Regions from separate parts of the Homo sapiens genome. Here regions 2 and 3 are each linked to region 1. A link is a contact called in ENCODE Hi-C or POLR2A ChIA-PET data. All regions are on one chromosome and are shown on one strand. Each heading gives the region's core, a stretch centred on a gene start or an enhancer-like site at or near the end of the contact. The rest is flanking DNA. Distances are from core to core; before and after follow the strand shown.

The links. Hi-C counts contacts between places; a loop is a spot of excess contacts on that map. ChIA-PET counts read pairs that join two places held with the same protein, here RNA polymerase II (POLR2A). Pooled maps may share reads with other maps.
Region 2: a pooled map shows a loop between it and region 1 (2.8-fold over the local background). The contact joins the promoter of CLDN14-AS1 here to the promoter of RIPPLY3 in region 1. A Hi-C loop is called at or near these places in 1 of 168 maps with a recorded cell type or tissue (mammary epithelial cell) and 8 of 50 pooled maps. POLR2A ChIA-PET finds 5 or more read pairs at or near these places in 1 of 52 experiments (H1).
Region 3: a pooled map shows a loop between it and region 1 (4-fold over the local background). The contact joins the promoter of CBR3-AS1 here to the promoter of RIPPLY3 in region 1. A Hi-C loop is called at or near these places in 1 of 168 maps with a recorded cell type or tissue (CD4-positive, alpha-beta memory T cell), 1 of 37 single-sample maps with no recorded cell type and 4 of 50 pooled maps. POLR2A ChIA-PET finds 5 or more read pairs at or near these places in 1 of 52 experiments (PC-9).

The regions. Positions count from the first base shown.
Region 1 is chr21:37,005,216-37,008,317 of GRCh38, forward strand. RIPPLY3 (ripply transcriptional repressor 3) reads left to right here and starts at 1,487. Exons shown (of 4, transcript NM_018962.3): 1 at 1,487-1,661; 2 at 2,942-3,008. The coding sequence starts at 1,558. RefSeq lists an enhancer at 828-1,328 and a silencer at 1,552-1,661.
Region 2 is chr21:36,429,053-36,432,098 of GRCh38, forward strand. It overlaps CLDN14-AS1 (CLDN14 antisense RNA 1), which reads left to right and starts at 1,273. Exons shown (of 3, transcript NR_183530.1): 1 at 1,273-1,360. RefSeq lists enhancers at 1,112-1,987, 1,274-1,333.
Region 3 is chr21:36,154,890-36,157,780 of GRCh38, forward strand. It overlaps CBR3-AS1 (CBR3 antisense RNA 1), which reads right to left and starts at 1,419. Exons shown (of 3, transcript NR_038893.1): 1 at 1,328-1,419. It overlaps DOP1B (DOP1 leucine zipper like protein B), which reads left to right and starts at 1,935. Exons shown (of 37, transcript NM_001320714.2): 1 at 1,935-2,054. RefSeq lists enhancers at 461-1,128, 1,129-1,795, 1,180-1,229, 1,310-1,369 and silencers at 1,550-2,099, 2,130-2,429.

The DNA of each region.
Region 1 (3,102 bases), core at 237-2,736:
CCACCGCGCCTTGCGGAAGTTCTTCGATTTTTTTTTTTTTTTTTGGAAAGGGAATCTCTCTCTGTCTCCCACGCTGGAGTGCAGTGGCACACTCTCGGCTCACTGCAACCTCCGCCTCCCAGATTCAAGCCATTCTCCTGCCTCAGCCTCCCAAGTAGCTGGGATTACAGGAGCCTGCCACCACGCCCGGCTAATTTTTTTATTTTTAGTAGAGACGGGTTTCACCATATTGGCCAGACTGATCTCGAACTCCTGACTTCAAGTGATCCATCCACCTGCCTCGGTCTCCCAAAGTGCTGGGATTACAGGTGAGAACCACCGCGCCTGGCCTAGTTCTTCGATTTTTTAACATCCATCACAGTAACTTAAATTATATAAAGTAACTACCCCTGAGGAGCCCGGGGTAGTTGAAGGCCCTCCAGCGCCTTCGGTGTTCTGTCGCAGTGCTCTACGTGTGAAACCGCTTTCTCCCACCCTGGCCGTGCGCTGGTGATGGTGGCAGCGGCGCTCCAGCGACGCCCGGGGAAGTGTCCCCAGGGTCGGGCAAGGTCGCTTCTGCTGGTCGGGAGGCCCTTTCTAAGCCTGGCTGGGGCTAACCGAAGGAGAAGCCCGCCGCTCCAGGCTTTATTAAAAATTCGCATTCTTTCCAAGGCCGCCATCGGTGGGAAGGGTGCGCTCGTAGCACCCCTCTTGCTCGGTTCCATTCCTGGCCTTCTGTCTCCTGGAAGGGTCGCCGCGCCCCACCCCACCCGCTTCGCCACGGGTTCGAGCCCTGGCGTCGGGGCGTCCGGGAGCCCACTGTCCAGCACCGAAGGCAAGGCCGGTGCACGCGGACCCGAGGATTCGGTAGATGTCCCCGAAGACCCGCTGCCGCTCTAAGGCGGTGGAAGCGAGATTCTCCGGAAACCCAGGGAATCCGATGCTCGCACAGGACCAAAGCCCGAGGCCGCGGGGACCACAGAGGGACGGAGAAGCCGGGACTCCTCACATCCCACATCCGGCAGGGGAAGCCCAGCAGGTGAGCGCAGGTCCCCCCAGTCCCCGAGGGAGTGCGCCCGACGGAAACGCCCCTAGCCCGCGGGCCTCGCTTTCCTCTCCCGGGTTCCTGGGTCACTTCCCGCTGTCTCCAGCCCGAGCTCGTGGCCCCAATCCCTGGTACCTCCATCCTCTGGTCACCCCTTCTCTGGTGCCCCCTCCCCGACTTTTCTTTGTCCCGTCCCCACCCTTGCCCGGGCCTGCCGGACCCCCCTCCTTGACACCCGGCGCCACCTCCTTGAGCTTTTCTCGTCTCCTCCCCATCCCCGGCTCCCTGGTCCCCTCCCGGAACTTCTCTGGTCCCCTCCGCTCCTCCGACCCGGGCTTTTCCTTCGTACCCTGCGGCCCCCTCCGCACCCCTCACGGAGCTCCTCGGGTCCTGCCCCCTCCCAGCGCTTGCCCGCGCCGCCCCGCCCCCGTTTTTAAACCTGGCGCGCGGGTAGGTGAGCGCGTTAGCCCGAGTGGATCTAGGCGCGCTCGTAGGCCGGCGCCGCAGCAAGGGGCGCGGGCTCCGCCGGCACCATGGAGCCCGAAGCGGCGGCCGGAGCCCGGAAGGCGCGGGGGCGCGGCTGTCACTGCCCCGGGGACGCTCCCTGGAGGCCTCCGCCACCGCGCGGGCCGGAGAGGTGAGGGTGGCCCCGCGCCCCGGTGGACGCGCTGAGAGGCGTGCGCGGTGGCGGTGCGGGGAGCGCAGCGAGCGGGAGGCTGGGGCGCTGCTGAACCCCCGATCCCCAGCGGAGCTCCGGAGCTCGACGGCGACGCCAAGCAAGCTCCTGAGCCGGCAGCCGGGTTCCCGGGAGGGGCGCTCAGTTCTCCGGTTCCAACGCACAGCTCTGAAGTGCGGAGGCCCAGGATGTAGCTGGCCAGGAAAGGGGCCGACGCTTCCGTGTAGAGGAGATCTCAGTTAGCCAGCCGGGGACACTGCAGTCTCGGGCTCCTAAGCCAGCCTTGCAAAGGCAATCTCTCACCTTGCTACTTTCTCGGTAGCCGTTTCTGTTGTCCCTGGATTGGGGGCTCGGCGTTCGCTGTCCCTGGGCACCAACCCTTTTAAAGACAGTAACGTTGTAGGAAATCAAATTAGCCAGGGAGGTAGGGAAGGGACCGGGTAGGCCGGATGGGCCAGGTAGCCAGGCAGGAGAAAGATTCCCTCTTTTTTTTTTTTTTTTTTTTTTTTTTGAGACAGGGTCTCACTGTGTCGCCCAGGCTGGAGTGCAATGGCGTGATCTCGGCTCACGGGAACCTCCGCCTCCCGGGTTCAAGCGATTTTCCTGCCTCAGCCTCCTGAGTAGCAGGGATTACACGCGCCTGCCACCACGCCCGGCTAATTTTTGTATTTTTAGTAGAGACTGGGTTTCGCCATGTTGGCCAGGCTGGTCTCGAACTCCTGACCTCGAGTGATCCAGTAACCTCAGCCTCCCAAAGTGCTGGGATTACAGGTGTGAGCCACCGCGCCCAGCCCCCTTTTTTTGTTTGTTTGTTTTTCATCCTACAACTCTGTAAAATCATCTCTGTAGAATCAATCTCCTTCCGTGACCAAGGTGGTGTGATTGAAATTAACCGGGGACAAAGTAGACAGCTATAGTTGGGGAACCCCGAATTGAACAATTCAGCCAGGATTTGCAGGGAGAGAAATCTCTCAACTAATGGGTTCCCTGATAATTGTGTGAGATTCGGGACCTCCCTTCTCAAAGCTTAACTGGAGACAGAGAACTGGGGACGTAGCAGGAGAGAAAAAACACAAATGACAGTAATTTATCCACAGCCCTGAGAACTCCAGGGAAAGTTCCTGGGGGGTCCGGTGCCTCTTTTTCAGGCAGACACTGGAACTAAGAATAGCTCTCATGGCATAGTTTGAAGGCAGCAGAAGTGCCCAGGGTTCACTCTCTCCTGGCGCTTGCCGTTCCAGCCCCGCGCCGTGGCGACCTTGGATCCAGACACCTGGAGATGCTGAGCTGACCAGAACTGGAAGGCCGGTAAGGTTCAGTGCGGGCGTTGTAGGTAACCCTTCCAGCCAGAAAGTGGCATCGTCTTTTAAAATACAGGGACCGTGAATGGCCTTCTGCGCAG
Region 2 (3,046 bases), core at 23-2,522, 580 kb before region 1:
TGGGCCAGATGCTGGCTTGCAGGGTGGAGGGATAGGCGCATTTGAGGGGTGTTTTGGAGCTCAAGATGGCAGTCATGACTTTGCTGATGATGTGAAATTTTAGGACTGTGTTATTGGAGAGGCCTTAGAGATTTGAATTTTACAGCCAGAAGCAGCCAACCCAGTGGGATTGCCCATGTCTGCCCAGTTTCCCTGAACTCCCCTTCTGGGTGAAGAAGGGACGGCGGCCTGGGAAGGGTAGGTGCTTGTGTTGATCTGTCCAAGGAGCAGACACCAAATTCGCTTTCAAGGAAGTGGAGCCCAGGGCTGGGCTATTTTCCTCTTTTCCACAAGGGACACTTTTCACATAACCCACCCTCCTTCCAACACAGGGATACCGTTCACTCCATCGTGCTTCGTCTCACTCAGCCTCAGCTTGAAGCCCTCTGGCAACGGGGAGCTCATCACTTTGTGAGCTCAGCCCTAGACACTTTTCCCAGTCAGCCCTAGGCAGGCACCTCCTCCACATGTGGAATCAAAACCCAGCTCTTTGGTCAGGCGCGGTGGCGCACGCCTGTAATCCCAGCACTTTGGGGGGCCAGGGCAGGCAGACTGCTTGAGCCCAGGAGTTCAAGACCAGCCTGGACAACATGGTGAAACCCTGTCTCTACAAATTACAAAAAATTAGCCAGATGTGGTGGCACGTGCCTGTAGTCCCAGCTTCTCAGGAGGCTAAGGTGGGAGGATCATCTGAGCCCAGCGAGGTTGAGGCTGCAGTGAGCCGAGATCGCACCACTGTGCTGCAGCCTGGGCAACAGAGTGAGAACAAAACCCCAGCTCTAGGTGTGCCCTCGGCCCCTCCAGGCAGCCTGTGTCCTCTCCCCAGGATTTAAGATCATGCCGCTCTTGTTTTGGGCTTTTTCAGGACAGTTAACTCTTAGGAAGAAGGGACCTCCAAACCTCTAAGTCGCCAAACCACCGCACCGCCCTGGGTGGAAGAAACCGCTTCGGCAGCAGAGGAAACAGCAGCTTCGCAGAGCAGCCTGGCCCGAGTGGCTACACCGGGTCTGTCTGGTCTCAGCTCTGGCCTCTGAGTCATTAGCGTTGTTTTCTTCTGAGGCCAGGGCTTCAGATTAGTCAGGGGCTCCTGTTTCCTGGCTGATAAAGCAGGTGGAAGAAACACAATCTGGCCGCCTAGAGGCTGCGTGAAGCTCGTGACCCTGCGGGGTGACTAACGGAGCTCAGCTGGGTGGGACCAGAAACCACGTCTGGGCACTCCTGAGTCACAGGCTCAGAAGCTTTCGCCTCCGCCTTCAGACTGGCCCTCAGGCTTCCCTGCTCAGAGGCAGGGAATTGTGCAGCTGGAGTTTCATTTTCCAAGGTAACGTAGGGTTTTTATACTGTGCTAAATGAGAGAATGGGAAATGGAGCCTGGGTTGAGATGCCCACAGTGTAACACAAGCCTGCGGCGGGGGAGTCGGTTTCTCTGGGCGAGTACTTTTTTTTTTTTTTCTTTGAGACATAGTCTCACTCTTTCGCCCAGGCTCCAGTGCAGTGGTACCATCTCGGCTCGCTGCAGCCTCGACAGCCCGGGCTCAAGCAATCCTCCCACCTCAGCCCCACAAATAGCTGGGACTACAGGCATGTGCCACTACACCTGGCTAATTTTTGTATTTTTTGTAGAGATGGGGTTTCACTGTGTTGCTGGATCAAATGCTGTAAAGGGTTGAATTATGTACTCCCAAAAAGATACTTGAAGTCCTAACCACCAGTACCTCAGCATGTAATGTTATTTGGAAATAAGGAGGGTCTTTACAGATGTAATCAACTTAAAATGTCACACCCTAAAGCAGTATGACTTGTGTCCTTCTAAAACAGGGAGATGTGGACACACGTAGACATGTATGGAGGGAGGATGTTGTGGACACCCAGGGAGAAGGTGGCACCAACAAGCCAGGTACGCCAAAAGCTGGGAGAGCCTGGAACAGATCCTTCCCTTGTGGAAGGAGCCAACTCAGCCAAGACCTTGATATCGGTTTTGTTTTGTTTTGTTTCTCAAGACGGAGTCTGGCTCTGTTGCCCATGCTGGAGTGCAATGGTGTGATCTCATCTCACTGCAACCTCCACCCTCCAGGTTCAAGCAATTCTCCTGCCTCAGCCTTCTGAGTAGCTGGGATTACAGGCACCTGCCACCACACCTGGGTAGTTTTTTGTATTTTTAGTAGAGACAGGGTTTCACCATGTTGGCCAGGCTGGTCTCCAACTCCTGACCTCAAGTGATCTGCCTGCCTTGGCCTCCCAAAGTGGTGGGATTACAGGCATGATCCATTGTGCCTGCCAAGACCTTGATTTTGGACTTCCCACCTGCAGAACTGGGAGACAGCATGTTTCTTTGTCTAAGCCACTAAGTTTGTGGTGCTTTGTTACGGCAGTCCTAAGAAACCAATTCTGTTTAGGATTTTGAGGAACTGCCAAATCACTTCCCTCCACAGCTGCACCACTTTCATTCCCACCAACAATGTAAGAGGCCACCAATTTCTCCACATCCCCGTCAAAACCTGCTATTTTCCATTTATTTATTTATTTATATTTTGAGTCGGCATCTTGCTCTGTCGCCCAGGCTGGAGTGCAGTGGTGCGATCTTGGCTCACTGCATCCTCTGCCTCCCAGGTTCAAGTGATTCTCCTGCCTCACCCTCCCAAGTAGCTGGGATTACAGGCGCCTGCCACCACGCCCGGCTGATTTTTGTCTATTTAGTAGAATTGGGGTTTTGCCATGTTGGCCCGGCTGATGTTGAACTCTTGACCTCAAGTGATCCACTCGCGTCAGCCTCCCAAAGTGCTGGGATTACAGACGTAAGCTACCATGCCCAGCCTTCCTTAAAAAAAATTTTAAAAATCGCTGTCCTAGTAAGCATGGGGTGGGATCTCACTGTGTCTTGACTTGCATTTCCCTAGTGAGTGCAGTGCTGAGCATCTTCACTGGCCATCTGTACGTCTTCTCTTATTTCTTATTTTTTTTTTATTTTTTTGTGATAGTCTCGCTCAGTCGCCCAGGCTGGAGTGCA
Region 3 (2,891 bases), core at 169-2,668, 850 kb before region 1:
ACGCACACACACCTGGAATCCTTTACAGATAGGTGGTATATGAATACAAGGCACAGATTGTATGTGCATGGTGGCTTTGGCACAAACAGACTACTTCTTTTTTCAATGTTAAGTGTAAAGCAGTTCTTTCATCTCTGTTCAGTGCAGTGTTGAGTGTGACTAGGATTTGAAGAACCTAAAAAAAAAAAAAACTCACCTGCTTGCCATCTTCTTGTTTTTTTTTTGTTGTTTTTTGGTTTTTGCTGGTTTTGTTTGCTGCTTTTGTAAAACCAGTTTATCATATTCTCATTAGGAAATCAATTTTCATGAAATTAATTTTTTTTCCTGCTAACTATGGCTCAATCTTTTCGTTTCTCTCTGCTTCTATCTTAAGACCATTCCTCAAATTGACCATGAGAGGATTTACATCTGGGGCACTTGGTATATGCCAAATGGAGACAAAATCAGAATCAGCAGCCTGGCTGGGCCACAGGTCCAGCATCCCAAGCTATTAAAATATTCTTAGTGTTTCCAGGGAAGTGATAGATCCACTTTGGAAGCTGATAATATACCCCTCCCCTAGAAACATGCATATACACAAAGTGTTCTAAACAACTTCCAGGTGCTCATGACCTCCCCCACCTCCCAAGCTCATTGACCACTGCCTCGCCTTCACGAACTCCAGACCTGGTCTGAACATTTCTAAAGGACGCTCGGGAGTTAAAAGGAGCGAGGCCACTGCAGAAATGACAGCCTTCATCCACAAGTGGCCCACTTCGGGTTGGCTGGAGCCACAGCTGGGTGGGGACAGGGCCTGTGCTCAGGTGAGCACTGCCTACCGCGCACCCTCCAGGTGCGTCCTACCCTGAAGCGGTCGGACTGGACCGTCTAGGTCCCAGCGCTCGAGAGGATGGCAGGCAGGGGCTGGTGATTGTCTGGAGATATGAATGCTTTCTAAGGTTGACGTCAAGGTCTCCTTCCTGAGCCACAGTCCACGTGATAAGCTCTGTCCAGGTAGAAATGATCTCACCTCTCCTGTCGCCCAGGGTCGGAAACCTGAGGCCCGTGCGGGCTGGGGCAACTTAGCAGGGGTCCCAAGCCCGCCGCGCCCCCTGCGCCCCAAACGTGTGTGGAGGGCTTGGACGTGGTCCAGAGGGAAAAGATGGGGTGAACCAGGTGCCGCGCACCCTTCGAGGAGCCCCCGCTTCTCCGTTTCTGTGAGTGACTCCAAAGCACCTCCGAGGGCCGACACACGCGCGGACGACCTTGGGCGGGCACTGACCAATGTCCCCTTCCACTCGGTTGTGTCGGGGGTCCCCAGGTGAGGCGCGAACGCCGCCCCGCTCACCTGTACGAGGCCTTTCCCGGAGCAGCCCGGCTACGAAGCGACACCCATGGCGGAGAAGCTAAGGAAGACTCCCGCTCCCTCACACCGCGGCTGAGGCGACTGAACCGCCCCAGTACGCCGGGGCCCTCCCCAAGCCCTGCTCCCAAGCCGAAGCCCCGCCCCCGCGTCTAAGGCCCACCTCCAGGCCCCGCCCCTGACCCCGACTCCGTGAGTCAAGCCTGGCCTTTCAGTCCAGCCCAGCCCGTCGAGGCCCCGCCCCTGTTGTTATGGCCCGCCTCCAGGCACCGCCCTTGATCCCACCTTCATGAGTCAGGCCCCGCCTTCCAGCCTAGCCCGGCCAGCCGAGGCCCCGCCCCTGTAGGGACAGCCCACTTCCAGGCCCCGCCCTTGATCCCGCCTCCTTCGGTCAGGCCCCGTCTTCTAGTTCCGCCCCGCCCGCGGAAACCCCGCCCCCGCGCGCCTATGGCCCACCTCCAGGTCCCGCCCCTGAGCCCGCCTCCAGGCGTCCAGCCCCGCCTTCCAGCCCCGCCCCAAGCGCCGAGGCCCGGCTTCCAGGCTCCGCCCCGACCCGCGCGGTGGGGAAGAGCCGCTGCCGCTGGTTCTCCGGCTCTTCCTCGGCGGTTCTGGCTCCCGGCCGCGCCGCAGCCCTGCCCAGTCTCTCTCCCCCAGCCCGGAGGGCTCCTCCGCGCCGCACGTGAGCGCGCCCGCCAACAGGGCCACTGCCGCGGTAAGTCGTGCCTGCGCCCTGTCCGGCGTCCAGTCCTCAGCCGCTGGGCGAAGCCGGAGGAGCCGGGCATCTCCTCCCCGCCGGCCCGCGGGTCCTTCTCCGGGTCCAGAGGGCTTGGGCGGCGCCGTGGGGCGGCCCGGGGTGCAGGTGGCTTACCGGCGCGCGGCCCGGGCCTGCGGCGCGCTCTGCTGCAGTGCGGGGGCGGAGAGCTCGGGGCCGGAGACCGGGAGGGCAGCGGGGAGACTGGGTGGGGTCCCCTAGGGTTACCCGACCCTGGCGCGGAGGATATGATGCCGGCCACGCCCTCGCCGAGCGGGGCGGCAGGTGCAGGTCCAGGGGTGGGTCGCGGCCCGCGCGCCCTCCCGGGGCCGGCCCACGAAGAGACGCTCAGCCTTTGTTTGCTGGTGCCCTGGCTGGGGAGGAGGCTGGGGACGCAGACCTGTGAGAACTAAGGGCTTTCCTCGTTGGGGAAGACCCCAGTCTTCCAGCCAGTCCCCAGGAGAAGGGATCCGGGCCGCAGTGCGCGCTCTGCCAGCCTGGCCCCTGCGCCCTGCAGGGTTCCCGGCTGCTCGCGGGGACTGTTACCCGCAGTGTTGCCTTACACTCGCGACTGCAGCCCCACAATTGGGAAGACTTTGCTAGGATTTTTTTGGTAAGGCGAGGGAAGACCGTCCCCCCGGCCCCACAAGTCTGCTGCCATTAGGTGGCTTAAATTTTTTCCAGTACAATTTAATTGCCACTTTGAAAGACCACATTCAAAACAGTGTGTCCCAGAGTTGATTAAGCCCATTGGTGATGAGTGTTTCTGTGCTGTGGACTAAGGATCATTATCAATTT